Regions from separate parts of the Homo sapiens genome. Here region 1 is linked to region 2. A link is a loop called in an ENCODE intact Hi-C map of the cell type or tissue named here. Cell type or tissue: endothelial cell of umbilical vein. All regions are shown on one strand. Each heading gives the region's core, and the rest is flanking DNA. Links, peaks and the distances in the headings are about the cores only. Region 1 overlaps LINC01818 (long intergenic non-protein coding RNA 1818). Region 2 has its middle 34 kb from the start of LINC01818.

Region 1 (16,668 bases), core at 4,289-8,288, 160 kb after region 2:
AAATGTCTTGCACTTCTTATAAAAACTAATTTTATGGCCGGGCATGGTGGCTTATGCCTGTAATCCTAGCACTTTGGGAAGCAGAGGCAGGCAGATCACGACGTCAAGAGATCAAGACCATTTTGGCCAACGTGGCAAAACCACATCTCTACTAAAAATACAAAAATCAGCTGGGTGTGGTGGTGCACACCTGTAGTCCCAGCTACTCAAGAGGCTGAGGCAGGAGAATTGCTGGAACCTGGGAGGTGGAGGTTGCAGTGAGCCGAGGTTGCACCACTGCACTCCAGCCTGGCGACACAGTAAGACTCCGTCTCAAAAAAAAAAAAACAACTAATTTTATGGACATGAATTTTTTATCTTTGACCCTAAATAATAAACTTACTAATGGTTTCTCTTCTTTGTATATATTTGACCCAGTTCTGATTTTGACATATTTAAGCAGATAATGTTAGAGACTATAATGTTACTGATATTTAGATAAGTGAAATCTTTCAAAGTGAAATGCAGCTAGCAGACATCCTTCCTGTTTTTGAATTGACTCTCATCACCATTTGAAACAATGTAATTATTTTAAAGATTATCATTAACAGAGTTGATGTTTCCAAGTTAACTTTACTGTCATGTGATTAGTCATATTAAACTGTTTTTGTGTAAACAAGCAAAAATGTGCACATATTATTCTCTTAGGTGTTATAGAAAATTAAATTTGTGTGTCAAAATAATTACTGGCCAGGCGTGGTGGCTCACGCCTGTAATCCCAGCACTTTGGGAGGCTGAGGCAGGTGGATCACAAGGTCAAGAGATCGAGACCATCCTGGCCAACATGGTGAAACCCTGTCTCTACTAAAAACACAAAAAGTAGCTGGGTGTGGTGGCACGTGCCTGTAATCCCAGCTCTTCAGGAAGCTGAGGCAGGGAAGTCGCTTGAACCTAGGAGGTGGGGGTTGCAGTGAGCCAATATCACACTGCACTCCAGCCTGCCAAAGAGCGAGATTCCGTTTCAAAAAATAAAAATAAAAATAAAAAATTATTGTTTAGTTCTAGTCTTTGGTGCTATTTATTAAAAAGTATAAAGTGTATGTTATAATCCTAGCTGTTAATGTTAATATTGAAGATTGAGATGAAGAGAGTAAAGGTAGAAGACTTTTTTAAAAATCGACTTCCTTTTCTCCTTATCTTTCTTTACAATACATTTAACTTACAAAAGATAAGAGATAGCTCACACCAAATTATATAATATTAGAATTGAAAGGGAACTTACACATCATCTGCCCTAATAAAACCATTTTATAGATGAAGAAATTGAGGCCAAGAGGCCACTGATTTGATTATATGATACTCATTCTGCTTCTACCTTGAGAAAACAGGCATTCTGTGTCACAGAGTAACATTCTGGGGAGCAGCATTCCTCATAAGGGCAAATCTAGGGTTTTTGGGGACTTGTCTTAGTCCATTTTGTGCTGCTATAACAGAATAGCACAGACTGGGCAGTCTATAAAGAATAGAAATTTATTACTGACAGTTCTGGAGGCTGTAAGTGCAAGAACAGGCACTGGCATCTGGTGTCTAGTGAGGGCCTTCTTGCTGCATCCTCACTTGGCAGAAGAGCAAAAGAGAGTAAACCCAACCTGAAATCTTTTTTAATAATGGCATTAATCCATTCATGAGAGTGGATTCCTCATGACCTAAACACCTCTCTTTAGGCCCCACTTCCCAACACTGTTGCATCACAGATTAAGTTTCTAAAACATGAATTTTGGAGGACACATTCAGACTGTTGCCCATCTCAATTTTCTACAGTTTGGAGGCTCTCTTTATGAGTAAGAGCATCTTAATTTGCAAATATAACAAAAAACACGTTAAATAGAAATTTAATTGGGAGGCCATTAGGCTGAGATAGCTCAGCACCTTGGGATACTAAATAAGCAAACTGAAGAACAACGTAAACAGTAAAACAAAACTTAAGCTTTACCAAATAGAAACTTCCAACTACACTTTAGGGACTTTTCACTTTAACCAATCAAATATATTTTCTTCATTTTGCTTCCATGAACACCTTATAAAAGTTTCCTTTTTGCCCCCACCCCTACTCTCATTGAAGTCCTGAACCACTTGTGGTCTGTTACTGCCCAGTTCATGAATTGCTATCTGCTCAAATAAACTCACCGAAACTTTAATGTGCCTAAGTTTACCTTTTAACACATATGGCCATGGCATTGCTAAAGACTGCCAAAGACCCTTAGAGGGGCCAATGCACATACACAAGAGAAAGCTCTCACTCTGCCCTTTCTTGGCTTCATAGTGAATTTACCTCTGCTTCATAGCATTTCTGTAAACACAAGTTTAATTTTCTTTAAGCTAGCATCTGAGCAACAATATCAGTAATGTCATTTTTGAGGTTCTTCCTACATCAGCCCAGGACTTTTGTTGTAATTTCCCACAGAAATTCTCCTAAGCATAATCTAGATTTGAATTTTTATTTTAGATGTTCTTAGATAATTCTTCAAAGTCCCAGTCTATAGGTAAGACTTCATTGAGAGAAACTATGCATATTCATTCTGTTCAAGATCTTGCCCTCTTTAGGTTATTTTTTCTAGAATTCTTGAATGTAAAATGGATGCAGTCCCCAGTTGGTGACATATTCACATACCCATTCATCAAGCTGATGTCTCTCCTATTCATTTCCATCTTCCAGACAGGCAGGGCTACCTGAACAAATAGCGCTAAATCCCATTAGTACTACTTTTTACTCCATAATAACATCTGCAGTGAATTTAGCTTCCACTGACATGTAGGATGATATATGAGTCATTGAACAGCAGAAAGATATGCTCCTGGCTTCTGTGTAAAGATGACTTTAAATCCTGGGGTTAGCTATTTACTCTTCTGTAGGAGAGAAATGAGTGGATACACAAGGAATAAATAATCCCCATCTATTTTCAGTCCTAACAGTGAAGATTATACACACACACACAAACACACACATACACACATAAAGAGAGAGCTTTCAATACATCAGCAAGAAGAGCAGGGCAATTTTCATTGATTGTAAGTAAATATGTCTCATTTTTGGAAGTGCTGTTCTGATTCTGAGAGATCTATACCTTGTGTTTTCTATAGAACTTTCTTGGCAAAATTCGAGGAATTAAACTGTCTCCTGTTTCTCTGCTTTCCTGTTTATTTTCTTTGTTAAAAGAAAGCATTTATTAAGGTTTCATTGTATTTTTTAATAAATACTGTGCCAAACTATGCCACTTGATGGGTAGAATAACAAATTTGATCTGCCATTGGGACTTTAGGAACAGATTTCTACAGAACTATAGGAAGACAATGCAGCAGAGTGAAAAGGATTGGGCCCTGAAAAAAGTAGGCCTTACACTGAACCCAGTCTCTGCTATTTACTATTTGTGTCACCTTGAACTAATCAGTTAACCTCACTGGAAATAAAAATTCTTCCAACCTGGAAGAGGGGTGGGAAGGATTAGGGACAGTACGTAAAATTCCTTATACATAGTAAGTTCTCAGTAACAGTGCTATTATATGGTAATCTCATGCTCCCGTGCTTAGAGCCCGTGGGACAACTGACATCCCATTCATATTAATTAATACTTGAGTTACACTTTCTGGACCAGCTCACCCTGTCTTCCCTCAATAATTCCCTCAGTTATTGCTGGAAATTCCCAAGGCCATGGTGTTGAATCTGAACTAAGAAACAAGTCCGTACATGTTCCTCCACTTACCAATGTCTTACACCCCTGCTTCTTCTGCCAGTGACTTCCATGGAAACACACTACCCCATCAGGCCCAGCCTCTGCTGATACTCGTTCTAAGTGTGGATGCCAAAAGCACAATGAGGGATGGAGTGATAGAGAGGAAGAACATGGCAGTAGTTGGGACTCTTTGGGTTGTAACAAAATAATTCAATACAAACTTGTTCATACAAAAAGACATGTATTAGTGGGTATCACAGAAGTCATTAGGCTATTTGGCTTCAGAAACAACTCAACCCAATAATTCAGAGTGCCAACAGGACTTTGTCTCTTCCCATCCTCTCCCCTGCTTTTCTCTCTGTAGATTTCACTCACAAATAAGCATTTTCCATAGGGTAGTCCCCATAGCTTCAGGATTAAATCATCTACATCCTATGTATAAAAAACACAGAACTACTCTTTATCACTTTTCCCAACAAAAGACCTATAAATATGTCCCATTTGGCTTGGTTCCATTTGTTTGTCTGTCTGTGAACTAATCAATGTGAACAAGAAGAGATCCATGTTTGCGTCCTAAACCCTAAACCCCTGGATCTGTAACATGGTGTCAACTCCACCCAAATTCCACTGATGATGAATGGGAAAACTTTCCTGAGATGCCTTTACCAGAAGGGTGAGTTGAGGCTGGACAGGAAAAAGTATGAATATCCTCTTAAATTGGTACTCTTAACACCTTGAACTATAATGCTTATGCCAGTATAAAGTCTTACAAAGTCTTTTATCAATATAACTGTTCAGTCTGAAGCTCTAAACCCTCTTTCTATGCAAACCCATATCCAGTCCCTAGGCCAGCAGGGGCACAGATGTTATCCTAACCAATCCCACCATTGCTCCCTTCTCTTCTATTTCTAAGCTCCTTTGAACTGCCATACACAAAATTTCCTTGAGCCAAAAATATAAATCCCCTGTGTATCTCAACCAATGGTTGTATACTAAAAGTGGGTCAATTGTCAGTCAGTTAGGCAAATATCAATAGAGTTTGGGCTGATTTAGGCTCTGCTTCACCATCATCCCTTTATTATTATTATTGTTGTTATTTTAGATGGTTGATTTTCCTATCCCCACATTTTGTTCTATTGTATGTTAGATCAGGCATGGAGGTTTACCTAAAAATCTTAGCAACATCTAGGGAACCTGAGGGAGTGAGAACAATTGCTTATAGAGGCATGGGTGATATAATTATTAATATAAAAACAATAGCCACCATTACTGTAAGCTAAGCTCCTGGATAGGAGGTTTTCATATGGATACCTGTGCAAGAGGAGTGCAGCATTATGAAAGTGACTTAAATCATCTGATATTTATTCTATCACTTCTGTACCAGGCTTCCATTTCACTGGGGAAACAGAAACTAAAGCAGCTTGCCTGGCTCCTCTTCCACCTTCAGAAATAGAACAGAAGCAATATCAGCTACATTTACATTGCACCTGACTCCTAAAACACAGTGTAAGGTGTTAGAATGGATTAGTTCAAGACAGACTGGGAATAAAATTCTCACTCTTCCGCATTCTCAGAGATAATATTCCCAAGCCAAAGAGGAGAATTGAGCTCAGTCAGTGGACTATTTAACAAGGACTACATTTTATTTCCCAAAGGCTGAATTCCATTGACTTAGAAAAAGACTTAATCCATGACATGATTGCTTTCATAGCAATGTTCTTTTCGGTGACCATGGTACATGAATCAGAAACTTCAGACAGTGCGAACTCATATTCCAACAGAGTGTGACTAGTGATGGCAACAGAATTTGATATGACCTCCTTATTCAATAGGCTCTATTTACCTTATGCTTCAAACAGGAACCTTCCCTCCAGGGGTAGAAACTTGGAAATGCCCTTTTCAATAGGGCTATTTTATAAGAAGCTGAAAACAGACTCAACTAAGTTCCTCAGCTGTGTCTGATTCTACCACAATTATATAGGCATAGTAAAGTTTATTTATACATTTCAAAATGCCAGAATCAGAATAATGAGATTATTACATTTGAGGGACTTGTTTTTTTTCCATCTTGGAAATCTCAATATACAGACGGTAGTTCTTAGTCTTATTGTAAAATATAAACTCAATTTAAATGTATTTCATAAGAATGGAGGAAGAAATTACAGCTTATAGAATAAATAAATTCTCTAGCTCTCTGTTTGATTAGAGAACTCCAAGACCTCTGAAAGTTCTGTTGCTTTATAAGTATTTTTGCAGTCAATAATTTGAATAAAAATTTATGCTCAACCCAAATGTAATTGCTAATGTATTGGAAATTATCAATAGAATATACTGAAAACATTTTGCTTTTAATGGCATGTGTAACTCCAAAATTGTAAATATGTAGTTAAGAAAATGTTGATGTGTATTGTCAGGAATAACAGGAAAGCCTAAATTCTTGGCCATGCTTGGTTACAAGAAGAAAATCTCAGAGCCTTTCATAATTGGCCTCTTGTTTCTGACAAAATATCTTAATCATATTAACTGAGAGTTCTCAATCCCCTGAATGCTTTTACAATTTAATGGGGCTGAAAGTATTATATCAGCAATCATTTGTTGTTTTTTCTGTCATATGTATGTGAATGTGGTATATATTAAAAATATGTAATTTTAAAAATTAAGAACCATTTCTTTAAGAGATGATTGATTAGCAGTTTCACAGAAATCTGTTTAGGCAACGTGGCTGCAGTCAGAATCAAATTTTTAGTTGATTGACCCAGTGCCCAAAAGTTTTAGCCCTTTGGTGAAATGCCCAGGTTAAATGGCCATTTGATTGAAATACATGACTGAAAGCATTAGGGATTTGGCAAAGCAACAAGATTGACAGCATGACACTCTCACATACATAAAAGAGGCAGAATAAAAAGATACATGTGGTTGGCTTTCCATCCAAAACAGAATTTTAGTCTCAAGTGGAAGGACAGCCAGTGCTTTCCCAGAGATAAAAAGGAAACATCATCTCATTCCCCTAAATGGAGTCATTGTTTAACATACACAGATGCAACACCACCAAACACACAAACTTACAGGCCAACAGAGGAAATGATTAAACTTCTGGCCCCAGGAAACAATTGCACACAGCCTCTTATTTTTATTTATTTTATTTTCTCTTAGCTGATTCACACTTTGTAACACTGTAGCCAATGAGTCTTCTATGTCTTTTACAAACCCCCTGGTTAAATTGGCAATACCTTTGACAGAGCTTAAATGGCTTGACAGCATTAATTTGTTCTTTTATTTTTTAGTTGTCTGAATGGCTGATTGCCAGGAATCAATCATAACACCATGTGGCCAACCTAATATAGTAATTATTCCAAAATAGGAATTGCATGATAAGTTTATTAGTAACTAGTCTACAAACAACCCATTCTTGCAACCACACAGACTCATCTCAAGATAGAGGTAGTGCTTGGTATTTTCTGAAATTAATTACTTCACTTTAGTGATGGGATTGGGTTTTTTTTCATATTCAAATTCATTGATTTATGTGCAGTCTTTATCAATTCTGTTTAACTACTTTCTTTTGTTTTCTTTTGTTTTGTCTATTAGATTTTAAATTTACTCAGTTGAACACTTAGAGTGCTTTTACATAGTTTTTGCTTAGCTCTTTTTACTTTTAGAAAAAAAAAAGCACAGCTCGCTGCCAGCATTCATTTAATTTTTTGTAAACGCGCTCTTTGAAGCTGAGGCAAATCTGATTTTCATTGTGAAAATAAAATATAAAAACTGTATTTGGAGTTATTTATAAACAGAACTAATGTCAGAATCATCTATTTTGGAATAATCAGGTTTATCAAATAAATCTTTGGCCAACTACTGTTTGAGAATGATGGTAACATCACACATAGGGATGCTATGTTTTCTAAAATTTGATGTTTTCAGCAATATAGAATTACTATATTTTTTAAATGGAAATACTACTACTAAAAACAAAATGCTATAAAAAGAATGATGTCTTTTGTTTCCAAAGTCAATACTAGAGCAATGTGAAAATAATAATAAAAGTGAGATAGTTCATGGCAAAGTTATCTAAGGGTAAATGCTGCAGCCACAAGGGGCCACTGGTGAATATTCTTGGGGCAAAAGGGAAAAGGGTTAATTAAAATAGACTATAAAATTGTGAACATTCCCCTCAGTAAGGTTTTAGCTATCTTCATAGTTTTGTTTGTTTGTTTGTTTGTTTGTTTGTTTGAGATGGAGTCTCACTCTGTCACCCAGGCTGGAGTGCAGTGGTGTGATCTTTGCTCACTGCAACCTCTGCTTCCCAGGTTCAAGCGATTCTTCTGCTTCAGCCTCCCAAGTAGCTGGTACCACGCCTGGATGATTTTTATATTTTTAGTAGAGATGAGGTTTCACCCTATTGGCCAGGTTGGTCTTGAAATCCTGACCTTGTGATCCGCCCACCTCAGCCTCCCAAAGTGCTGGGATTACAGGCAAGAGCCACCACGCTCAGCCTATTTTCATAGATTTTGATAAGAAGTGTTCTCAAATTCATTTTCAACAAATAAGTAATTTGTAATATCTGTATTATTTTCCTCTTTCATCTGAGAGTTATTTAGATTAGTGACTTTAATATTTATTGCTGGCTTAACTATTCTTACTAATTTTTTTATATTTTGAAAATAAAGAATATATAAATCTTTTAATAAAGGACTTATCTTCATTAAAGCATACTATACACACAGGAAAGAGAAGAAATCATGAGGGCCCAACTTATTGAACTTCGTTACTTTATAACAACATAAATATGTCTGTGTAACCATGGCTTATGTCAAAACACAGCAGCAAAGCATTCCCCTTCTCTCCTCCCAAGGGTAGCCAGTATTCTGACTTAAAACACCATTCAGAACGCTATGTAAATTGAATCACACAATGTATATTTTATGTATCTATCTTTTTCTGATATTAGTTGATTATTGATTGATATTAGTTGTTGCTTTAAACTGTACTCTGTTCATTTTTATGGCTTTGTAGTATTATGTTGCATGAATTAAACAAAATGCATTTAATCTGATGTTGATGGGCATTTCTGCTGTTTCCTTTCTTGGAACTATTTCAAATAAGGTTGCTATGAATATTCTTGTACATGTGTTCACATTAAAGTGTGAATAAATTTGTTTTGGCTCTATACCCACAAATGAAATTGCTGTGTCAACTTTTATAGAAAACATTGAAACGTTCTCCAAGTGATGGTACTACTTTGCCCTCTGCAATAAATGAGTTATCCATTGCTCTTCATTTTCATAATCACTTTTTACTTATTTTTTTAAATTTTCATTATTTTAGAGAGTATGTAATGTTTTCTTATGGAGGTATTAATTTGCATTTTCCCAAAGGACTTAGTGAGGTTGAGGACTTTTTAAAATACTTACGGGATGCCTGACTGTCCTGTTTTGTAAAATTTTTATTCCGTTTTCTTGCTTATTTGTTAATTGAGTTGCCTCTGTTATTCTTAAGGATTTGAAGTATTGTGTGTATGTGAGAGAGAGAGTGCAAGACAGTGTGTGTCTGCGAAGGACAAAAATACTTTGCTATATTTTTGGAAAACATATTCTTTCACTCTGTGACTTTTGTTTCTACTCTCTTAAGGTCTTTTGATGAAGAGAAGGTCTTGAGCCAAATGTATACCATTTCATCAATACTTTATGGTTTCTACTTGTATGTACTTTCAAAGAAATCTTCATCTCCTTCACAGACATATAAGTATTTTTTTCTGTTGGTATTTTCTAGACGCTTTATTGTTTTACCTTTTGCATTTAGATGATGTGAGGTAGAGGTCCATTTTCATTTTTCCAATTGGATATCCAATAGATTATGCACCATTAACTGACAAGATTGGGGTAAAAGACGGGACTTTGAAGGCTGGGCTCAGACACTGAACCAAATTAAGGACTATCTAAAACAGGTTGAGCAGAAACAGCTTTCCATAAGATGTGCCCACCAGGGGCCATGTTAGTTTACCATTGCCATGGCAACACCCAGAGGTTTTCAACCCTTTCCATGGCAATGACCCAATGACCCAGAAATTATCACCCTCATTCTAGAAATTTCTGCATAAACTACCCTTAATATGCATATAATTAAAAGTGGGTCAAATATGAGTGCAGAACTACCTCTAGGCTGCTATTCTGGGCACACTGCCTGTGGAGTAGACCTGTGTCATAAGAAGCAGTACATCTGTTGCAGCTGTGCACTGCCACTTCAATAAAAGTTGCTGTTTAACACCACCTGGTCACACTTGAATTCTTCTCTGGGTGAAGCCAAGAACCCTCCTGGGCTAAGCCCCAATTTAGGAGCTTGCCTGTCCTGCAACAAGATCATTGTTTCCTCACTGCTGGGTGGTGCCATCCTCGTCATAAATGAAATATCCCTTTATGTACAGATCTGTTCCTTGACCCTCCATCTGGTTAAGTGTTCTCTTTTTCTGGTTAAGTGGTCCTTCCACAACTTTTAGCATTATTTAATTTCTACATTTAATATCTTCTGGAACAACTTGTAGAATAAGTTCTTCTCTTCATTTTATTTTCATCTTACATTTCCATATGTATTTTAGAATCTGCTTGTCAAATTCCAATAAATTTTGTTGGGAGTTTGTTTGGATTGCATCAAATCTAAAAGTCAGTTTGAGTAGAATGGACTATACAAGATGAACATGGTATATCCCTCCCTTTATTTAGGTTTTTATTAATTTCTATTTATGTTTTATAGTTTTCTCTGTGTTGACATTTTGCACGTTTCCTAAGTCTTGTTTCCACAAAATTGATGTGGATGCAATTACTAATGTACATTCTTAAAATGCAACTTACTGATTATTATTGATATATGGGAATATCAATGTTTAAAATTTTTACCAGGTATTCATTAACTTTGTTATACACATATTTTCATTTTTCTATATGCATTATCATGTTGTTTTCAATAATGATTTCATTTCTTCTAATATATATATTTTTCTATTGTATTCTTATACTACATAGGTCCTCAGAGCAATGTTAAACTGAAGAGATTATTGTGAGCATCCTGTGTCTTGGGGGAACTCTTTCAATATTTCACCATTAAATAAAATATTTACTGAAAAGCTTTAATGCAATTAGGTAAAATTCATTTTACTCAAGTTTGATAAGAATTTTTATTATGAATAGATATTGAATTTGATGTGTGAATTTAGTATATCTTCTCAGCTGATTGTTTTTAAAAAATCCTTTATTCTGTAAATATTATGAACAAAACAAGCCTGTCTTTGTGATGTATCACCATTTTTTATAATGCTATCGTTATTATTATTACTTCACCATTTTGCATCTATTTTTGTGAGGGTGATTGGCCTATAATCTTCCTTTCCTAGAATTTGCTTATGAAGTTTTAGTGTGAGGATATGCAAGTCTCATATAATGGGGTAGTAAAAAAATTCCTTTTTTTCTATTCTCTTAGTTTATATAATATTGACATTATTTCTTACTTAATATTTGACACAATTTATCATGATTGGCATCTGGAATTTTCCTTAATAGAAACATTTTTCATTAAAGATTTAATTCCTTTCATAATTTTAGAACTAGTTTTGATAATTTATTCTTGTGTCGGATTTTAAAAATTGTATCATCCTAAGAATTTATTGGCTTATAATATCTTCTTATTGCTGTTTCAATATCAACTTCATCTGCAGTGATGACACATTTTTACCTCTGGCATTATTAGTGCCTCCCTATCTTTTTAAAAAAATTAATGATCAATATTGCTGAATTTTATCAATTCTATTAGCTTTTCCAAAGAGTTAGCTTTCAATTCCCTTCTTATTTGTTTTTCTATTTCTTATCTTATCTGCATCTGATGTTAGCACTTCTTTCTTTCTACCTTTTGAAACTTAATTTTCAGTTCTAGAGATGGAGGCTCAGTTCATGAATCTTCAGTCTTTTTTTTTTTTTTCTAAGATACTAACTGAAGAGTAAAATCTTCCTTCTTAAAGCATGAATTTAGTTTCATTACACAAGTTCTGAAACGTAGTATTTCTATTTTCATGCAATATAAATTATTTCTAATTTTATTTTTAATCCATTTGTTATTTAGAAGTATGTTGCTTAATTTCCTAGCATATCGGACTATCAAGTTATCTTTCTTCTCTTTATTTTTCCCTTAATTTTACCCTTGTCAGAGAACATTTTCTGTATAATTTCAGTAATTTGAAATTTTTTGAGACACATTTTCTGGTCCAACATGTGGTCATTTTTATCAAATGTTCTGTGTGCTATTAAAAAGAATTAATATTATGCAGTTAGTGCAAGTAAGTCACAACTTAATACATCATTTGGTCAAGTTTTAAAATCATGTTTAAATCATTTATCATGGATAAATTTTTTTCTGATTATTCTATCAATTAGTAAGAGAGATACATTAAAATCTCCTACTATCATCATGCATTGCCTGTTTTTGTTCAGTTATTTTTTGCTTAAGGTATTTTAAAACTGTTGTATTACTTTCTCTTGACTAAGTTAGAATTGTTTTAACTTCCCAGCAAATTAAAATTTATCAAAATGAAATATCCTTTTTTATTATTCGTAGTTTTTATCTTAAATTCTACTTTGTCTAATAATAATTTAGTTTAATTGTGTATTTTCTACAACCTTTTTTTTTAATTCATTTTGTGTCCCCATAGCTAAAGTACATCTCTTGTAAGCTGTGTACAATTAGGATTTGTTTCTATTCAGTTGGAAAACATTTGCTTTTCAAAGTATTTAGTTCTTTCACATTTAGTGTAATTAGTAATGTGCTTGAGTTTAAATTTACAATATAACTTTTTTCTATTTGTTTGAACTGTCTTATGTTGCTTTTACTCTTATTTCTGGCCTTTTAAAATTAATATAGAAAATGAAAAAATTTAAAATTATTTAATTTTTTTCTTCCTATTAGCTTGGTAATTATACATACAATTACACAGTACTCTTTCAAGGTCACCCCAAAGATTAGAACATGAATTCTCAAATTCTAATATAAGTTAGTATTTTTACCATTTCTCTGTTAATAGAAATGCCTTAGAAACCTTAGACCATTTGCCATCTCCCCATATTATGTGCTAATTTTTTCATGAATTTAAATTTTCTTTGTCATTTATTATTATTTTATTTGTCACTGTTATTGTTAATATTGCTTTATACTTGCAATACTCATTTAGATATCTCAAGTCCTGACCCTTTTCACTGCTCTTGATTCTTTCCCTCATATCCATGCTAACAACAAAAATCATTTTTCTTCTGCCTAAAGATGCCCTTTATTGTGTGCCTCCATGTGTCCATCTGCTGCTGATTAATTCTTTCAGCTAACATTTGTCTGAAAATGTCTTAAGAATGAAGGATTTCACTTTTTGAAATACATTTTCACTGATAACAAAATTTGAAGTTGGCAGTTACTGCTTTCATTATCTGAAAGACATCATTCCATTGTCTTTTGGCTTCCATTGTTTCTGTTGAAAAGTCAGCTTTTTTGTTCAGGCGCAATTTCTGCTTTATTTCAGAGGTCCCTTTTTACTTCCTCTTTTTTTCAACATCCATGTAAGTAAATGTTTATAATTTTTTTTCTGATGAAATCCTTAGTATGTCTTTTTCAGGCTGAACTGTGTCTGATATGATGTCATTATCTAATGTGTACATTTGATAATGCTACTGTCTGTTGGTTGATTCTCTTGTTCTGTTGATATATTGTCTTGTTTCCTATATACTTGGTTATCTTTGTTTGAGTGCTAAAATCTCTGCAAGAAAAACTATAGAGATAATTTGAGGCTGGGTGTGGTGGCTCATGCCTGTAATCCCAGCACTTTGGGAGGCTAAGGCTGGTGGATCATTTGAAGTTAGGAGTTCGAGACCGGCCTGGCAAACACGTTGAAACCCCATTTCTACTAAAAATACAAAATTAGCTGGGTGGTAGTGGTATTACATGCCTGTAATCCCAGCTACTCGGGAGGCTGAGGCAGGAGAATTGCTTGAGCCTGGGAGGCAGAGCTTGTGGTGAGCTGAGATCACACCACTGTACTCCAGTCTGGGCAACAGAGTGAAACCCTGTCTCAAATAAATAAATAAATAAATAAATAAATAAATAAATAAATAAAATAATTTGAAGATCTGTGTTCTTTAGAGCAGAAGCTGGCAAGCTTTTTCTTTGAAGTTCAGGTGGTAAACATTATTGACTGCAGGCTTTATGGTTTCTGTTGCAACTGCTCAACTTTAACATTGTAGTGTGAAAAGTATTATATAAAATATGGAAATAAATGAATGAGCCTGGCTATGTTCCAATAAAGCTTTATTTAAAAACAGTCATCTGGCTGGATTTAGCTTAAGGGCTGCAGTTTGCTGACCCTCATTCTAGAGAGAATTTACTGTTGTCTCTGATAAATTGATAATCAAGGTGCACTAGCAATCGGATGCTACCTTATTCCAATAAGAAATTGAGATAATTCAAAGCTAGACTTCTGTTCTCATTAAAGCTGATCTGTATTGTATTCATCTAAATCCTTATTGATTAGAACAGGGTTTCTCAAAACTGGCACTATTTTGGGCCAGATAATTCTTTGTTGTAGAGGGCTATCCTGTACATTGGAGAATGTTTGGGAACATCATGGTCTCCAGCCCCTACATTCAGTAACACACTCCACATTACAATTCTGATAACTAAAAAGTCTCCAGTGATGGCCAAACAGCCTTGGGGGCAACAAAATTGCCCCTAGTCAAGAACCACTGGCCTGAGGGTCCCCTTGATGGTCAGATCTACCTCCATTTATTATTCTCCTAATGTTCCTCATGCTGTATACCTTGAAAGCTCTGCTCAGGTTCTCAACTTTCAGCCACCTCTTTAAGAATGGGATGACTACTTTAGTGTAAACTCACCCCAAATATTCATCTCATCCCTTTGGATTTTCTTCTCCTGGGCTTTGGCACACTCTTGTTTTCTAATACACCTTTTCTGTGTTCTATTTTAGATTTTTTTTTCAAGTTTAGTAGCCTGCTATTACTATAAGTAGAACACCCAATATATAGCACTTTTTTTGTTTGTTTTTTGAGATGGAGTTTCACTCTTGTTGCCCAGGCTGGAGGGCAATGGCACCATCTCAGCTCACTGCGACCTCCACCTCCTGAGTCCAAGTGATTATCCTGCTTCAGCCTTCCAAGCCGCTGGGATTGCAGGTACCTGCCATCACGCCCAGCTAATTCTTTTGTATTTTTAGTAGAGACGGGATCTCTCCACGTTGGCTATGTTGGTCTTGAACACCTGACCTCAGGCGATCCACCTGCCTTGGCCTCCCAAAGTGCTTGGATTAAGGCATGAGCCACTGTGCCAAGCCATATAGAGCACTTTTAATGGATTTTGTTTCCTAAATTTGTCTTTCATTAAATGTAATTGGCAGTGGAAAAAAAGTTCAATAGATTCTTAATAGATTCCAGTTATACTAAATGTCAAATTTATTTTAACTTTTCTATGTACATTAGTCAGTTAATTATAATGTTATTATCCAACTTAAAATTAAATAATTCAATTTCCCTGGGGAAAAAAATAGACTACATGCTAGGCTTTTCAAAGTCAATTTGGAAATCTAATCTTGATATAATTTATTTATTAATCATAATTTAGTACTAAAATAAAACGTGTATATTATTTAAAGATATTAGATTTTGTAATGGATAAAAATGATTTAAGTAAAAATTTTAAAGAAAATTAAGCTTTAGTTTTTTCCTAGAATAGTGCTAATTGAATTTGTTGTAGTTTTAATTATGTCATTATCAAGGACTTAATATGTTCAGTGTACCTGGGTCTTTTATTGACAACCTGTGTGACATTGATCTATTTGCTTAGTCTTTCTGGAACTTAGTTTTATTTCTATAAAATAAGTGCTAGCAAACATGTTTTGAACACAATTTATGCACAGCATTGGTTTAGGTATTTACATGTATTAATTTGAGTAATGCTTATAGTAACCATATGAGTTTGCCACTATTAATATGCCCACTCTTCAGATAAAGAAACTCATTTAATAAATAGAAATTTTATATTAATTTTATAAAATTTTATAAATATAAATGTACTGCTTACATTTGATATAACATGACAAAAGATTAGAGTTGGAGATTTGGCATGATGAATTCTGTTTAACTTATAAAGTTACTGTTAAACAGCTTTACTTGAATGTAACTTTGTAAAACAAATTGCAACATACATTGAAACTAACATTATAAAATACCTTGCTCAGTGATATTTTAGATGACCATTTTCCTGTAATGTTTGGATGTGCCCATATATCCAATTTAAAACTACTAACATATTTTATTGCTTTTAAGCAAAGATTTAGCCAATCAATATCAAGATAGTACTTACATTCTCTTAATCAGATTTGCTTTTCCAAAACTAGGTATTTTAAAAATAATATTCTGTGATTTGTCATCTGTAATTGGCCACCTGTAATCCTGTGCATGAGCTTCAACCAACTCCAAAACAAAAAACACTGCTTTAATTTTCTCTACCCTTGAAGGGTTAGTCAACTTCCAAGAATCAGATTGATAAATCATAAAACTGTATTTTTAAAACATTCATTTGCTCACTAACAATTTTTACAACACAAATCATTAAAAACTTGTGTATGTGTATTGAATGGCTAACCTATGTTTATGGTATAAAAGTAAAAGGGTATCCAGTGAGAAGTAAGATTACATCCTATCTCCTTCTCCAGATACTGAGTTCCCTTCCTTAGATTCCACTACTGGAAATTAGGCAAGCATTTGAGAACAACTACAGTAACTAATTTTGAAGTAGCATTTTTCTTACAAGAATCATATTCTATCTTACATATAGTGTATTATAGCTTTTATAGTTTCTTAACATACTTATTCTTTAATAATCATTTGCTCAATGGCTAATAGTTTCAAGGTGATGTTTAAAT
Region 2 (16,668 bases), core at 4,750-8,749:
CGGGTATGAGATTTAGTGCCGAGGCTCCTGTGAGACCCCGAGCCTGCCAGAACTGCACTGTGCTGCCCTGGACCCCTTCTAATCTGAAAGACAATGTGTGAGGCCAAGCCTAGTGACCTGAAAGGGACCCTTGAGCATAGGTGAGCTGTGTTCTGAGGAGGTCAGATACTGTGGAAGGAAGGGCTCCGGTAGTAATGGCACCACACACAAACTTAACTGCACTCACTACACACATCACTTATTACCACTGTCACTTAGGGGACAGGCCTGACTGACCTTGTGCAAATTACAGCTGCCTCTGTATGTGGCCACAGAAAACAGAGGTGACAACCCTTAAGAGAACAGGAACTCCCCTAATGACCTCTAATTACAGACATCAAACAAACTGAAAGCAATTCTTCCCCCTGATTTCCTGAGATTCCCTGGGCTTAAAAGGCCCACAAAACATTTTCTTTCACAAATGTCACCAATGAGCTAGTAAATGCGCATCACTTACACTGACAATGTTTATGTCAATCAAATTATAAAATAATTTTATAAATTATAAAATAACAATGCCCTAACTAGTCACTGACATTTTATCATCAAAGCTAAAAAATACAATCAAGGTCCTAAGGCCACAGCTTGAAGTCAGAAAGTGTCAGAGCCACCTTAGTTTACCCCACCCGGCCTGCTTCAAACTGGTTCCCATGAGCCTGTACTTCTGACAGTAGAAGCAGCATGCGGTTCCTTAATTACTCACACCTCGTGAGAGTGAGATATGACTAAGCCACATATGCAGCCTGCTCTACCCTAATCCCCACCACCCCCCAACACTGTACCCCATCTCTCGCTCTCAGGGACTCAGAGCCTGGAGTCAGGGCCCATTTACAGCATCTATACTTGGCTTAGCTCTTCCTCAGAATTTCTGGAATATCCAAATCTAAGGCCTGCCAAACACTTTTTTTTTTTTTCTGACTGGAAGGAGAACTGGATTGAAATCATTTCTACCTTCCCCTCAGACTCTCAAGATAGAAGGCGCTGACTCTAACAGTGATTCAGGAAAAGAGAAAGTTGTAAAATCCTGGTTTATGGCACTGTGCTGCATGAAATAAATTACCTGTAAATGTGTTGGCCTGCACTGCCTACCTGGTGTTTTAAATTTGAATTAGTTGTCAATATTAAAAAATCAGGAGCTGTCTCACAAAAATCAATTTATGGATTCTCTTAAAAATGAGTATCTGGCAACACTGGGCCTGCAGTCGTGACTGGTGATGATTAGGTGGAATCTATTGACTCTCTGCACAGCGCAGGCCCCCCTAGACCACCATGGCCTCTACTGTGCCCAAATATAAAGTCTAATATCTGAAGCTATTTAGCACCTTGCTCTGAATCGCCTTCATTCACTTACATTATCTGCCTGGCTGCTACATAAACTTGAACTTGTGAGCTCTGCTCCAAGTCACAGTCTACTTTTATGAATCACTTCCCCTGCTGCTCGTGATAGCTGGCCTGGATTTTCTTAAAACATCCATGAGCAGTCTTTGAGAAGAAGTGATGTAGAACCATTCCTTCTTCATGAAGATTCTTGACTCAGGTTCCAGCTGAATGTCTGTGTATGCAAAGAGAATGACCAAAGGTGTGCAAATTAAGACTCTTGAACGCAAGTAGAGGCATCATAATTCCTCCAGATAAAAAATGTTTCCATAAGTTTCATAACTAATTTAAAGATATGTGACAGAGTTACCCAGTAAATGCAGCTTCTAAAATACAGTAGGAGAGTGAGCAATGTGGGTTCCTCCAATAAGTAGTGAGTGCATAGGAGCTCAGAAAAAGGAGAGGTCATTTATAGATGGTGCCACCCAGGTAGTGCTGTTCATAGAGGTGGCATTTCAGTTGGGCTTTGAGGAGTGAGTATATTAGTCCATTTTGATGCTGCTAATAAAGACATACCTGAGATGGGGTAATTTATAAAGAAAAAGAGTTTTAATAAACTTACAGTTCTACATAGCTGGAGAGGCCTCACAATCATGGCAGAAGGTGAAGGGGGAGCAAAGGCATGTTTTACATGGTGGCAGGCAAGAGAGTGTACAAGGGAACTGCCCTTTTTAAAACCATCAGATCTCATGAGACTTATTCGCTATCACGAGAACAGCAATGGAAAAACCCACCCCCATGATTCAATTACCTTCCACCAGGCCCCTCCCACAACACGTGGGGATTATGGGAGCTACAATTCAAGATGAGATTTGAGTGGGGACACAGCCAAACCATGCCAGTGAGCAAGAGTTGAACATGTAGAAAGTGAAGGGAGGAAACATTTGAGAAAAGCACAGAGGGTGGGGAATATGGGCATACTAAGAAAGAGAGTGGTTCAGTTTGCCTGGAATATAGCTGCATTCTAGTACTTAAGAATCCTAAACTATTTAAAATGAAAGGTTCTCATGTCCACCTCCAGAAATTATATTTCAGTGGGTCTGAATGAGCCCCCAGAACCTATCATGAACCATCATCACAAGTGATTCTGTTGTGAAGGGAATACAGTCCATACTTGGAGAAAAATTTGCATCAGGTGTATAGTGGTGGATGCGGGAGAGGTGGCAGGGTCTGGACCACAGACAGCTTTAATTTCAGGCCACAGAGTTTAGAATTTTCCTGTGAGCCACAGAGACTTACCTTTCCTGCTGTTCAATATTAGCATAAAGAAAGGGGATTTCTTAAAGATGACACTCAACTTTAGATCCTAGGAGGCACCATTAATCGAAGCAAGGAACATGAAGAGAGAGATTGTGCATGTGCTCAGATCAGTTTGTAACCTTCCGGTTTGGTCATCATCGGCTTTCCTCTGCTTCTACCACCACTAGCAATGGTGAAGTAGATACCCATGGGCCCTGGCCCAGATCCCTCTCATCTTGGTCTCCAGGTACAAATCTTCCAGGACTCAGTTCCTCATCTGTGAAATGGAGATGACAATAATATCTTTCCTTATCTGTTGAGGGTCTAAGTTGGGTAAAGTATCTGAAAGCCCTTTGAGAACTACATACATGTAAGAAATTATTTTCTTAGGCAGAAGAATAGATTTTTAAAGTTCCTAGCATGGCTAAATGAATGCCAATACATATATGCCATGGTTTACATGTGTTTTCAGAGCATGTAAATGTAATGCTCATTATGAAGTACTAAGAGGAAAAATATAAGCTGGATATAAATTATCTAGAGTGATTACATTTTTTTATTGCCATAACATATGTGGGAAATACAGTAATGTGTAAACAGTGGTTTTCTCTAGTGGTGAGATTGTACATAAAATTCCCTTTTGCTTGATATTTTTCCCTTGCATTTTCAAAATTCTCTTCACAGTCATTTACTACTTTTGTAATCGGAAAGAAGAAACTTTTCTTTTCAGTTTCGGAGCCCTAAAGCCATTCTGAAACCAGTGACATTGCGGAGCAGTGTGCTCTTAAGGCCTCTCTTCAAAGACTTTAGTCTACTTTTATTTTGACGATTCCTGCTTGAGCACAGACCTATTTTTTAAAATTGATTGTGTGTGTGTGTGTGTGTGTGTGTGTGTGTGTGTTTGTGCAGTTTAGATAGAATCCACAGGGAAAAAGAAAAGAAAAATGCTAAAATGCATGCTTTGAGTATGTGAAGACTAAGTCAATATATCTCAATTAGAACCAGGAATCCTTCCAATATTTACATTGGATTTGCTTCCAAATGTTTGGCTTTTAATGGGTTGTAAATAAATTGGAAGGGATGTAACACTGGAGCATAATAAACACAGAGGATGCTAACGTCTGAAGAAAAGAAAAGAAGGGAATTTGTAGGAATAAGCCAATTTTAGTTCAAAAGGGGACATAATCTTGTTTAGAATTTCTCTGATTTTGGGGGGGCAGAAAGAGAAAAGCAGGGGTACATGAGAAGAGACTTGAGACACTGTATTATACCCAGGGCTTCCAGAGCGACAAGAACTGGGTGCCTCTAGGATGTTTAACATAACTTGAAGCCAGAATGAGATCAAACTGCATACAAAGCTAGGACTTACTAATGTCAATATGGCAGACTTCTAAAGTTTGAAAATTAACAAGATAAGAGAGGGAGAGGATTGTCTTCATTATGTGCATTACTGAAATTATCCAAATGAAGGACAGACAGAGATCAAATGGAGAATGAAGTACAGGTAGTGTGTGTTTCAGAGGATGACCCTAAGGTGGAAACCAAGATCATTCAAACTGAATTTCTAATTTGCTAATTATTTATTCAGAAAATTTATTCAAGTCAAGGTGTAAAAGCAAAAATGATCATTTCTCCCTCATAGTTAGTCCTGACTCTTTTTATTCAGAAGAATGTGAGAAATTTAGGGAAGCTAGAGTTACTTGGGTAGGAAAGAGAGCATGTAATAATGTAGGTATAGCAGTTTGTATTCTGTTAATAGATTTGAAATGTAAATTGCAAAAGTGAATTTTCAATTATCAAGAGGAGAAAGTACATAAAGCAATATAAAGTTGAAAACCTAGTTTTTCATCAGGCTTTCATGCTAACTCCATATTTACACACTTGAATTTATTGTAGAAAAGCAAATGAAAATATGTGTGAATGTGACCTAGAAGTGTCATGAAATATTTGAATCTTTGTTGAATTTAGTCAGTAGCTTTCTTCTGGTCATCACAAGAATGTTTTTTATGAGAAATAAAGCACTTCATTTTTATTTCAAAGGCCATTTATTTTCCTGTTTAAACAAGGATAAACACTACGCCCTCAAAAATATCTATCTTCTGGAAATGTTTGATGATTGAGATGTAAATTTGGTATTTGTATTTATATGCTTATGTTTTTATGCTTATGTTTATATGCTTTTGTTTTTATTCTTGGAGGTAGAAGATAGAATGACTTTATTCAAGTCAATAACTAGTTTGGTTTTCCACTTTACCTTGTTGGTATCTGACTAATATACTTATTTTCCTAGAAACTTTTTAGTAATTATCCCAATTTTTCAGAACAAAGATACATGTAAAACAGATATCTATTTATAACTATAAATCTCTTGCTGGCTTGGCTATCATTTGTTTTAAAATATTAATATCACCATTTAAATGCTTTTTAGGCTTACTTAATTTCAATAATCTCTTATTTATCAAATTACTGCATTGTTCTCCTTAGACATAGTCTCATAATTGTATCATAGTCTCATAATTCTATCACCACTGGTGATACATTAATACCACTGGTATCTGGTAATAATAAATAAATGCAATAAAGACAAAGTTTAATGCGGCTGTTTTTTGTTTTTCTTCCTATTGGGTTCACCCTGAATGTTTCGGGGTTTTACAATTATAGAGTCATGGCTGGTTTAGCTAATAAAGAATATGCAAGTCTATACTTTAAAAGTTCAATACCATGCCAAACTTAAAACATTCAAATAAAAATCCTTTGAAATTGTCATTGTTTTTTTAAGAATTTATGAACTATTAGAAGAACTGTGTTCACATTGTTTCTAATTTCATTTGTCAAACAAAGCTAACTGGTGACAATGCTGAGAAAACATGGCTTCCTCATAGAGTTCTGACCCCTGTAGTAAGTACCTGAAAAGATCCATAAGGCAAATGCAATGCTATTTTTTTCTCTTTTCTTTTTCCTTAGGTTGATTAGGTTTAAATTGTGGGGGATATGATAGGGGATTATCCTTAAAAGAAAGAGAAAAATTCAGCACAAATCAGATATCAGAAACTTACATTTATTTTAAAAACTGCATTAGATACATCTTTTGAACACTAATGAAACAGAAAAAGTTCATAGGAACACACTTATTTGGAAATCAGCTATTTGCTTGTTAAAAAATTTTAGCTTGACTCTCTAAAGGAAATTACCAGAGACGCTGAAGACTAAACTAAACAAACCACTCATGTAGTAATTAATAAATGATAATTGGAATGAACTAGAGATATTTGTTTCCTCCTGAAGTGGCAAGTTTTATGCCTTTTAAACAACTTGCTGTTATTTTCAATGAAGAAAAGGGAAGAGAGGGGTCATGAAAAATTAGACAAATCTCAATCAGAAGTGATTTCAACACCTGGCAGGGACCTGTAAGGATGACTTTTTAGCCTCTCAAAGCTACTTCTCCCAGTAGTAAATCTGTCCAGTGCATGTCCTCTCCACCAAGAAGCATCCTTTTCCATGAATTTTGTTTTTTCTCCATTTCTTAGGAGAGGGCTGAGTCAAATATACTCTATGCACTTTTTTTTTTTTTTTTTGAGATGGAGTTTCGCTCTGTCGCCCAGGCTGGAGTGCAGTGGCACGATCTTGGCTCACTGCAACCTCCACCTGCCGGGTTCAAGCGATTCTCCTGCCTCAGCCTCAGCCTCCTGAGTAGCTGGGACTACAGGCACGTGCCACCATGCCCGGCTATTTTTTTTTTTTTGTATTTTTAGTAGAGATGGGGTTTCACCATGTTGGTCAGGCTGGTCTCGAGCTCCTAACCTCGTGATCTGCCCTTCTCAGCCTCCCAAAGAGCTAGGATTACAGGTGTGAGCCACCGTGCCTGGCCTGCAGTTTTTTTAAAAAAGGAATATTTGGGATTTCACTAGGTGGAAGAACAGTTATTGTGACAAAGGTTTACATCTTAAATGGATATTTCAGCCATGCACTTTTTAGCCCATAAATAAATAAATAATAAAAAGCTGAGTTTTTAGATGAAACATGAGTTACACATCATTCCCGTATAGGTAGCAGTGTGGAATCTTTCTTTCTAGGAGGTATTCTATGCATTTAACTATTTTGCAGTAACATCAAACATGAGTCTCTGAGTTAGAAATCAAACCGATTTTCTCACCAAAATGAATGTTTGGAAAAAGTAACCTAGATTTTTACCCTTCGAAAGGAAATAATGAGACTCGCACCTCCTCTTTTCTTCAGGGTTTGACTGTTTGGCGGAGGAAGGGCATCAATGTTTATTTTCACCTGTTTTCTGTAGCATCCTGCCGATGACATCAGTGTCCTGTCTGCTGTGTTAAGGGCAATGAAGGTTATGAAACTAGAAATGAATCTAGTCTGAGAACAGATCACGCAGTCCTTCCATATGCATTGTCTTTGCAGTGGTATGAAAGTATGAGTCAGTATGACTCATTCGGCTTCCTGACCTAGCCAATTGTCTGGCTCTCCACATTAATACAGTCACCTGAACCAGCTTCTCTGTTCATTTGTGTGACCTCTTGGATTTCACCTTTCCTTTGCCAAGCATCAACTTGAAAATTTTCCTCACACATTAAGATGCATTCAAAACCTTGATATTTAGGACGATACAGACAAAATTTTTGGAGTCTCTAATATTATAGCTAAATATTATGTTTTTATAGCAAAATGTTAAATTCTTCGGAATCCAGAAGGCATTTAAGAAACAGACAGAAGTTGTTTTTTTTCACACAGATTTTTGGGGCAACCTAGTCTCACTGTACCCAAAGGGCCCAGGTTAGGAGAACTTTGAAATAAAACTGTAACTAACACCCTATTTTATACTTTCTTGATTTATCCTCCTCCCACTCCCCAGGCCATTCCCTACTTTGGATCAGAAACGGTAGACTATGGAATTTCAGAGATCATCTCTTCCAACACCTTGTCTAAAGGAGGTCATTGCAAGCAGAAAGGTGAAATGCCTTGTTTCGAGTTGATTCAGGTCTGAACCCTTGTCCTGCTTAAAGACAGAATTCTGAACAGAGTTCAGGGAACCCTGTGTAACATCAGCCTTGGAGTGGGGGAAGGGTGGGGAAGCTGAATTATTAGCAAATGGGCAAAAAGCTTTCTGAAGCAGAGAGAAAGAATTTCTACAGCCAATTAGACAAATCACCCTTAAAAGAAAACATATTTCTCGATTAAAGCCTGCCAGCATGCAATATTTCCCAATTAGTTCAAAGAACACAGTCACAGATGTTAGCCAAAATATGCTACATTCTTTAGAAGTCCTCATATCAATGCGTAGGATCTCTTTGATTTTATGAATGAGTTTCATGGTGGGTGTATGTGTGTGTTCCTTTAAAAAGAAGAAACTTATAACCTCAGAAATTTAAACAAAAACACACCCACTGAAAGCACGTCGACAGCATGGCAGATGCTTAACACTAGAGTATTGAAATGGGGAAAGTAATAGTTGCAAGTCCAAATTATCAATGTTCCAGCTTATGACACATTTGATCAAAAAGCTAAATAAAATATTATTTCTTCCATGAGTAAGGCTGCTCTATTTATCAAATAAAAACTCAGATATGGAATAATTTTTTAGTATAAGGATAGCCCAGGTAATTCCTAATTTACCTGACATTTAAATTTAACTTCAACCCTGTGTTTCATCAGGCAACCCGATTTAGGAGAGCATCAAACCCCATATCTCAGCACTTATAAAAGTATTTGTGAAAAATAAACACATATACATGCAAATCACTCTTCCACTTCTTAACAAACTTTCCTGCTTGAGGGAATTGCTAAGTCCAGAAGACAGGCCACTGGAAGAGCTATAACCAGGCACGATGCAATTTCCACCTAGAAATCCTGGAGGCTTGCACCTTCAGACAATCTGTGAGAGAAAATACATTGGATGAAAACAGGCTGGAGCAATGGTAGCAAAGTGTTTTCTTGCCCACCTTTTTGCAAGTTTTCGTCTGCTGCCAAGCGGCCAGCTGGTGTGATTTTCTTTTCCTTCGGCCAAAGTCCATTTACAAGACCTACATTGATGTTGGGTTACGTCATTGGGCAGGCAACTTTGGAGTGTGCCACAGAACATGTTGAAAATTAATCCCATTTGCTGGGAGGGTGGAGGAAGATTCATATTCTCATGACTTTAAGACTTTTGGAATGTTAGAGCTGGAAAAGCTTTATTACTTATAAGATCGTTTAACCCCTTCATTTCACAGACTTGGATCCAGGTAGCCTAAATGATTTTTCCAAGGACTCATAGCAGGAGCCAAGGCCAGCACCACAGATGCTGACTCCTGGTTTCAGCCACTGTTCCACAACTCTGCTATAATCGGATATCAAAATTGGAGTTGGCAATATGTGAATGAACTACAAATCTCTTGACTAATATTTCCAACACTAGAGACCCTGTTGTTCTTTCATTCATTTTACTCTGCATCCATAGGAAACATAGCAGTGATGGCTGCTGCTACTGACTGGCTGCAGTAGTATTGCATAGTGAGCAGATCATGGGTTCTGGACTCAAACAGAGCTGCCCAACTTCTGGTCTGACTCCTTCCTAGCAGTGAGGACTTGGGTAGGTTAGGGAACCTCTTGGAGCATCTCTTTCCTCATATGTGGAAAAGGGGATCATTATGGTACCAATCTCAAAGGATTGTTGCTGGGATGACATGAAATGTGCAGGCGAGTTCTTAGCACAGGGCTTGGCACAACATAAGTCCCCGAGAATGTCAGCTTCTATCCTAAATCATGAATATAGAGTTACAGCCTGTTTTTGCTGCATTCATGTTTCAGCCAGGAATGACACACGTGGTCATCTCTACTTGAAAATAAATATTTTAAGTATTTTCTCTTAGATCAAGGCATAATATTCCATGAAATACACAGATGATTTGAGCCAATTATCCCACAAAGCCAGTAAAACAATCCCATCTTTATTATTCAGAATTCAGGTGAAATTGGTTGAGCAGTGGTGTGGAAAGCCACGTATTATAAATGTTCTCTCTTTCTCTCTCACCCCTCCAAAATATTCAAATGGACAGGGCTGATTATTTTATTTGGCTATTTTAGCAACTGCTTCCAATTACGTTGCTGACTCATTTAAAGATGATTGAATATAGTAGAAGCAAAATTGCAAGTCAGCAGAATATCCCTTTGACAGTGTCTCACTTCTCATACTCCAGTCTTCTCTCACTGCTCCACACCCTAAACGTTGTTTCCTTTTGTAACTAGGATTCCTAAAAGCCTAACTCTGTCACTCCCATATATATTCTGACAGGCCACCAGGGGCAAAAATGACCTTTCTCTACACTACCTCCATGCACATCCGTTGAATTTCCCATTTCCTAAGTTGGCTGATCACTTTAGGAGTTTTGAGATAGAAAATTGTGCTGATTCAATCCAAAGTGTACCAGATGGATGACCCAGTTAATTCAGCCAGGGTTTTTACTTTTTAAAAAAGATTTAAAGCCCTAAATATAGTAGATTTTTTCTGAGTTGTAGTATACGTTGAGGTAGGAATGTCTAAATGGGAGAATTTTAAGCCATGTGACCCAAAGAGGGTAACCCAAATGTCCCCATGTTCTCTAGGCTTCGGGGATCACTCATCTCGTTAATACCAACTGACATGGAATGTGCCCTATCCTGTACAGCCATGGGAAGTCAGCTCTCTCCCCCTTGTATTTCTGTAAATCCTAAGGAATGCTGACATGTTAGACAAATCCATCCTGTAGCGATTTGTCAGCTCTTGTTCTGATCTGCCGCTCTGAACATCTTTGTTGGATACCTCTTTCCACATCATAACACTGCTCTGGGTTGCTGCCCTTCTGCCTTATATGGCTAGGCACCAAACATTGAACGAGTATCCACTTCGAAATGCCCAAAGTACAGCAAACACCAGGTTATGGTATTTAACATTTTACTATGGCTTGAGATGATCTGAAGTGAACTGCAATGGAAAAAAACAAAATTAAAAATTCACTACTCACATAGAATACAACCTTATATTCTTGCCCCAAAAGATTTCCTACCATCTCTCTTTTAAGCCTCCTCACTCCACCCCATCCCCTGCTTTCAGCTTGCACCATGTTCCAGGAATCAGGTCATCTGCCAAGTCTATAGGAATTACAGAAACAAACCAGTGAGTTGTCTGCAAACATCTTGCCCCAGGTGGTGCCCCAACCCAATGGAATGAGATGGACTGCGGTGATGAATGGACACATGAGTTAACCATGAGAGAAACTGACTTATAACTGCTGAATTCTTCTCCGGGGATATCCTAGGAGGACATGCTTGTCTCAGAGTAATGCTGGGCTCAGGAAAATGGACATCTTCCAGGGTCCATTTCTGAAATACATGCAGTTGAGAGAAAAAAAAATGTTTCTCATGGCAAACCTTTTCTCAAAAGCACTGTCTACATCATCCTCTGTTTCTGCTCAGTTTTTCCTGTTCGCACGGTTCTCAGAGACAAGCACACAGCCATTCACTTATTTATTTCATTCAGTAATTATTTACTAAGTACTTCTTGTATACTGGGTGCAGTGCTAGTTGTTAAGGACACAGGATTCAAATAACATCTTTGGTTCCTCCCTAAGGACCTCAGTTAGCAGAGGTTAGGTGATACACAACTAGAAGCAACGCTTAAATATAAAAATTGCAAACTGTGCTCAGTGCTATAAAGAAAAGCGACATGACTTTCTGAGAGTCATTGAAAACTGTCTTTTAGGTTAGGGGCAAGAAAACACTTTATGGAGAGGTGATGTTTACACTGAGAAAGAAGAATGAGAAAGAACTAGCCAAGTGAAGACAATATGTAAGTATGGGCACGAGTGTGGGATGGAAGTGGGGTGGGAGGAGAGAAAAAGAAGATGAAAAACATTCATATCAAAGAAACACTGTGTGCAAAAGGCCTTAAGGGCATTTTACAGGAGCTCAAAGAAGCAGCAGCAACAACAACCAAAACCAGCCAACAACAAACTCAGACACCTGGAAGCAGTGATGCAGAGAGCGGAGGAGATGAGATTGGAGGGCAGCCAGGGACCATTTCTTAAAGGCGTTCATTGTAAGCCCTAATAATGCATTCCATTGCCCTCTTATTTTAAGTGTAAAGGTGAGATTAAGGATGAAGGGGATGAAATGATCAGTGTTGTAGTTTTTAAAAGATGACTCTGTAGAGATAATGAATTGGTGAAAGTAGAAGCGGGGAGATCATTACTGGAGTCGTCCAGGTGAAAGATAATCATGGTGAAAGCAGAAAAAATGAAGAAAAATGAAAAGGCTCGGGATAAATTATGGAAGAATAGCAAGAGTGAAAAACAAGAAATCAATGACTCCCAGAGGGTCACAAGAGAACCTTCTGGCATCTTGGAAATGATCCAGGTGGTTACACGGTGTATTCATAAGTAGAAGTTGGTTGAACTGTACACATCAGATGCATGTGCTTTATGCTCTTTTTGCTCTGTGGGCTATACAATACTGGAACAAAAATGTTTAAATAAACTTTCTGGCTTGGCAACTGTGTGGGTATCAGTGCCTTTTTCTCAGCTGGGAAAGCCTAGGGGAGGAGGTGAGGGCAAGGAATCAAGAGACCCATTTTGGTGTGTGGGCACTGAGGTCCCTGAGTGTCACCCAAGTAGACATGCCACATGGGCAGCTGTGTTTATGCATCTGGGACTGAGAGGAGAGACCTGGGGATAAATATCATGGACCCTTCTCATTTTCAGAATTTACTGCTCCATTCTGAGGGAAATCAGATAGGAAATAATAAACACACCTTCTGAGGAAACAAATTGTGGGAAGTTAAACAGGCTCATAAAATCTTAAGAAGTTTTTACACAGACTGTCTTTCGTTTCTATTGAAATTCCAAAGGCCTGATGGTAACCAGAAGCACTATTAGGCTTTCACTCTATGGAATATTTCTGAAGTTCTGGCAGCAGAGAAGATATCCATAAAAATGATTTCCTAAAAATCATGATTGCCCTAGATTTTATTATTGTTCAAAATCTTTCACAGAACTGCAATACAACTGCTTATGTTGGTGATTTTGAAGTGATTAGATAAAATATGGGCATCTATGCCTTCCAAACTTTTGGAAAAAGTAACCAGAAGGAAAGACTCAAATCAAGCATTTTAATACCTAAAGGGTATGGTAAGTTACAATGTTGACTTTGTTAATTTAGTATATACTAGTCAGCAATCAGTGACAACATATCTGCACCCGTATGTCCCAAAGTCACACTCTTTTCCTGGACTTGGAATTATAACAAGAGGAATTGCAATTATCCAGGTAATTAAAACAAAATTACTATGTGTTTTATTCTTGTAAATACATTAGATAACCATTTTCTCTGAAATCGACTAAATCATTTAGTGTCTTCATTATATATTGCTCTGCCTCCTTGATCCTTTTTTATTTTGAGATGAATGAATCTCAGATGATACAATGAAAACAAAAATAAAAGTAGATATATACGCTTGTGTTCTACCCATTCTCATACACACACACATGCACGCACACACAGAACCTTTGCTATTGACATGCAAATGCAACTGTTGTGGGGCGATGTTTACTATAAAGAATAGTTAAGAAATATAAACCCCACTAGGAATCTGCTCCATGAAGAAATATGTTTAGAAACAGATCTGCCACCCACTGAATAGAATACATGTCCAATCTGAAGGTTCATTATAATTATTTCAGAATGAGTTGACAGCAAACTGCATTGAAAGTCAAACACAACATTTAATCTGCCTCCAAGTTAATCATGGCGGGAGTCACACAGTGATTTCTGTGGGGCTGGGAGGATAATTTTCTGGACTATCACCATCCAGTTTACACCAAGTCACTGGAGATACAAAAACATTTTTGAGTCCCCTACATCCCAATAAATTATACAAATTGTCTGTCAAAAGCAAGTTTGATTTAGTAGGCACTAGTGCTAAGCAAGACACCCAGGGGAGCAAACCAGAAACCACTGATAGAAAATACAGAAAGCCTGGAGGGCACAAATGCAATGGGAAAAGATGCAACCGCCATATGGCACAATATAGCTCATGTGACAGTCATTTCTTTATGTGTACTTATGTTGTAAGCACGCCTTAAAAATTCAGTCCAGACTCTTTTAGGGAAGGCGGCAAAAATAATGTAGATATTCAGCGCTTAGAATAGAAGGAGGCATGGACCAGGGTTTGCAATGGCAAAGTGATAATTGAGTTACAGATTACAGAGGTAATCAACATCTACATTCTACATTCTAAATAGCTGTTAATGTTCTAAGCATTAGAACTAAACTAAAAGCAGCAAAAAAAAAAAAAAAAAAAAATCCAGATTCAGTTTATTTGTGGGAGAAAGATGAACAAGTTAATATCAGTGGCTAAACAAAAAGCTAGTACCATGTAGGAATTGCTGAGCAATTTGGCTGGAGTCAGAGACTGCTGTGGAATGAAACCAGGCTCAACCTCTTCCTAATTTCCTAGCTGTGGGAAAACCATGGCAAGTCTCTGTGCCTTCATTTCCTGGTATGTAAAATAGGAATAATAATGGACCTTTCTCATAAGGTTATCTTGAGGATTAAATGAGTTAATTCTTGTTAAACCACTGACAATGCTTGTTAAATAAGTAAGCTCTTAATAAATGTTAGCTACTGTGATTTGCAGATGATGAAACAGCTCAATAAGACGTTTTCCTCTAATCATTATTCTCATGCACTTATTTCATGTTTCACAAGAAGGCAAGAAGTAATTTATGAAAGTTTGTTCACATCCTTACTTGCCTCATTTTCTACTAAAAAGCAAAGGTGACCATATCCTCAGACAATCTTATTCCTTCTTTTTGTTCAATGAACTTGGAGGAACTCTGGCAGTGGCAGTGTCTTTGCTGTCTCAATCAGAAGCTAACGTTCTAGAGATATGCAAATATTTAGTACAAGAGTGTTTTTACAAATTATGTACTAGGCTGCATGTGGGAGTACAATGCACAATAAAACTAGGTCCCCGCCCTCAGGCTGTTACAATAAATTTCCTGGCAGATATTTGGATCCCAGGCAGAGTAGGTGGGTAAGAAGTAGGCAGGTGCCAGGCTGTGCTGCCTGACATGCAATGCATGCTCAGTAAACACTCTCTCTTCTCAGTCTTATTTTCACAATGTTTAAAAACTCTCTAGAATGTCTTTCAATTTTTCAGCCCTTCACAGTTGGATTATGGAAAAAGTAAATCAAGATTTTCCAGTGTGTATTCTCATGCTTAAGCTCTATCACTTACTGTTTTCATGAATTAAAAACAAAATTCTATTTTTCATTGTATTAAAGACTTCCGTTGGTGGTTCACCACACAGAGAGGAAATGAGATGCATCTATGGCCCATTATGTCATTTTATGGCTATTTTTTGCTCGTATAAGAATATTCCCCATAGGATGATTGCTTATCTAACTGTAACTGACTCATGTCATGATGCTTCCTGCCCTAGCTTTAAAAGTTTAAATGATGTCAGATTTTATGATTGAAGACTTTTACCAATAATGAATCTAGTTTGTAATAGAAACTGACAATTTTTAGTCCTGCAAAACTTACCTCTACATGGCACAAAAAATACAGAAACATAAGTAGAAATCAAATTGTAAAATGCGTCCCTGCTGTCTCAATCTGGAACTAACATTTCATATTGTCAGAATATCAAAAAGCTTCCGTTCACAATCATTTGTCTATTTCAGGATATCATAAATGTTTGCTATTACATAGATCAGCATCAAAACCACACTTTAGAAATTTCTTAACAATGAACATTGCAAAGCATAATTCTAACAAGAACTGAATGAATATTGATTGTTACAATAAAATATTTTATTTAAACATTGTATGCACTTGGTGCTTTAAATTGTAAAAGTTATAATTGTTAGATTAAATTAATATTTTGTTATAAAAATTCCCAAAATATGATACATTTATTTTTGAAATGGAGTTTGATCACATGAAGTAAGACTATCATCCTTGATTTTCTATTATTTTATGTCTAATGTCATAGTCCATTTATATTTTTGACCTCATATAATTCATTCATTCATTAATTCAGTAGATATAGTTATTATCTGCTCTATATAAGGCACTGCAGTGGGATCCGAATTGTAGAAGAGAACAAAGCTGACAAAATTCTCTGCCCACCTGAAGCTGCCATCCTAATTTCTCAAACAGCTCTAAATCCCACAAGAAACACAAACATTACTCTGTTATCAGGGATGGTAAAGAGTAGTCAGGATAAAAACATTAACAAACATTTTATGCATTGTCATGGCAATATCATAGAAACAAAAAATGATTCATAATAGAAACATTCTTCATCTATTGAACACATAGTATGTATAGGTCATGAGCTAAGCATTTTATGGGCATTACCCTGTTAACCTCAAAATCTGATGAGTTGTACCATAACTATTTCCATTTTACATATAAGGAAAGCATGTTTCATTCAAGATGACACAGCTTTTAAATGATAGGTCTTCATTTCAATATAGGTCTGGGGTCCAAGTCTGTGTTCTTAAACATTATGTTCAATAAATTCTGGGTTATGCGAGAGGCAGTTGTAATATAATAAATTTCTAGAAAATTAAGCCCATCTAGATTTAGGGCTGATGAGATATTGAAAAAACAATAAGTGTTCAGCAACTCTATTAGAAAGTCTGGCCATAAGGCTGTAGAATTAGCATTTGCACAAGGAACTAAGAGTGGTGCTTCACAATCTTACCGATACATGTGATCGTAATACTTAACACGTGGAAAAGTTGAGTGGCCCAAAAGGTAAGCATTGTTCAAGAGGACCAAAAGAGGATGCAACATTCCTAAGCTCTGTTTCACTTTTGATTTTCACCATTCTATTGCATTAATTCATGACGTTTTGAGTCATTCAGAGGTCATCTGATTAGAGAGTTGCTTTCTTATAACTTTTCCAGACAACTCGCATTATGTATTTGTAGCTGATTCCCTGTGGAAAGAAGTATGAAAATAACCTCATTCTT

Evidence for each region. Hi-C counts contacts between places; a loop is a spot of excess contacts. Peaks named below come from ENCODE experiments on the same cell type or tissue, not always from the same donor. Only the 100,000 strongest peaks of a DNase experiment are listed, where the experiment ranks them.
Region 1: it touches region 2 in a loop (5-fold over the local background); 1 of 110 quality-filtered maps calls a loop at or near these places.

The regions. Positions count from the first base shown.
Region 1 is chr2:150,290,247-150,306,914 of GRCh38, forward strand. All of the region lies in intron 2 of LINC01818 (long intergenic non-protein coding RNA 1818), which reads left to right. Among named protein-coding and RNA genes, the nearest start is that of LINC01817, 42 kb to the left of the region's middle. In endothelial cell of umbilical vein, for the core only: no CTCF peak of the experiment used is centred there; a DNase peak (open chromatin) is centred at 6,775; H3K27ac peaks cover 1,429 bases.
Region 2 is chr2:150,126,736-150,143,403 of GRCh38, forward strand. No RefSeq gene overlaps it. Among named protein-coding and RNA genes, the nearest start is that of LINC01818, 34 kb to the right of the region's middle. In endothelial cell of umbilical vein, for the core only: no CTCF peak of the experiment used is centred there; a DNase peak (open chromatin) is centred at 7,016; H3K27ac peaks cover 2,505 bases.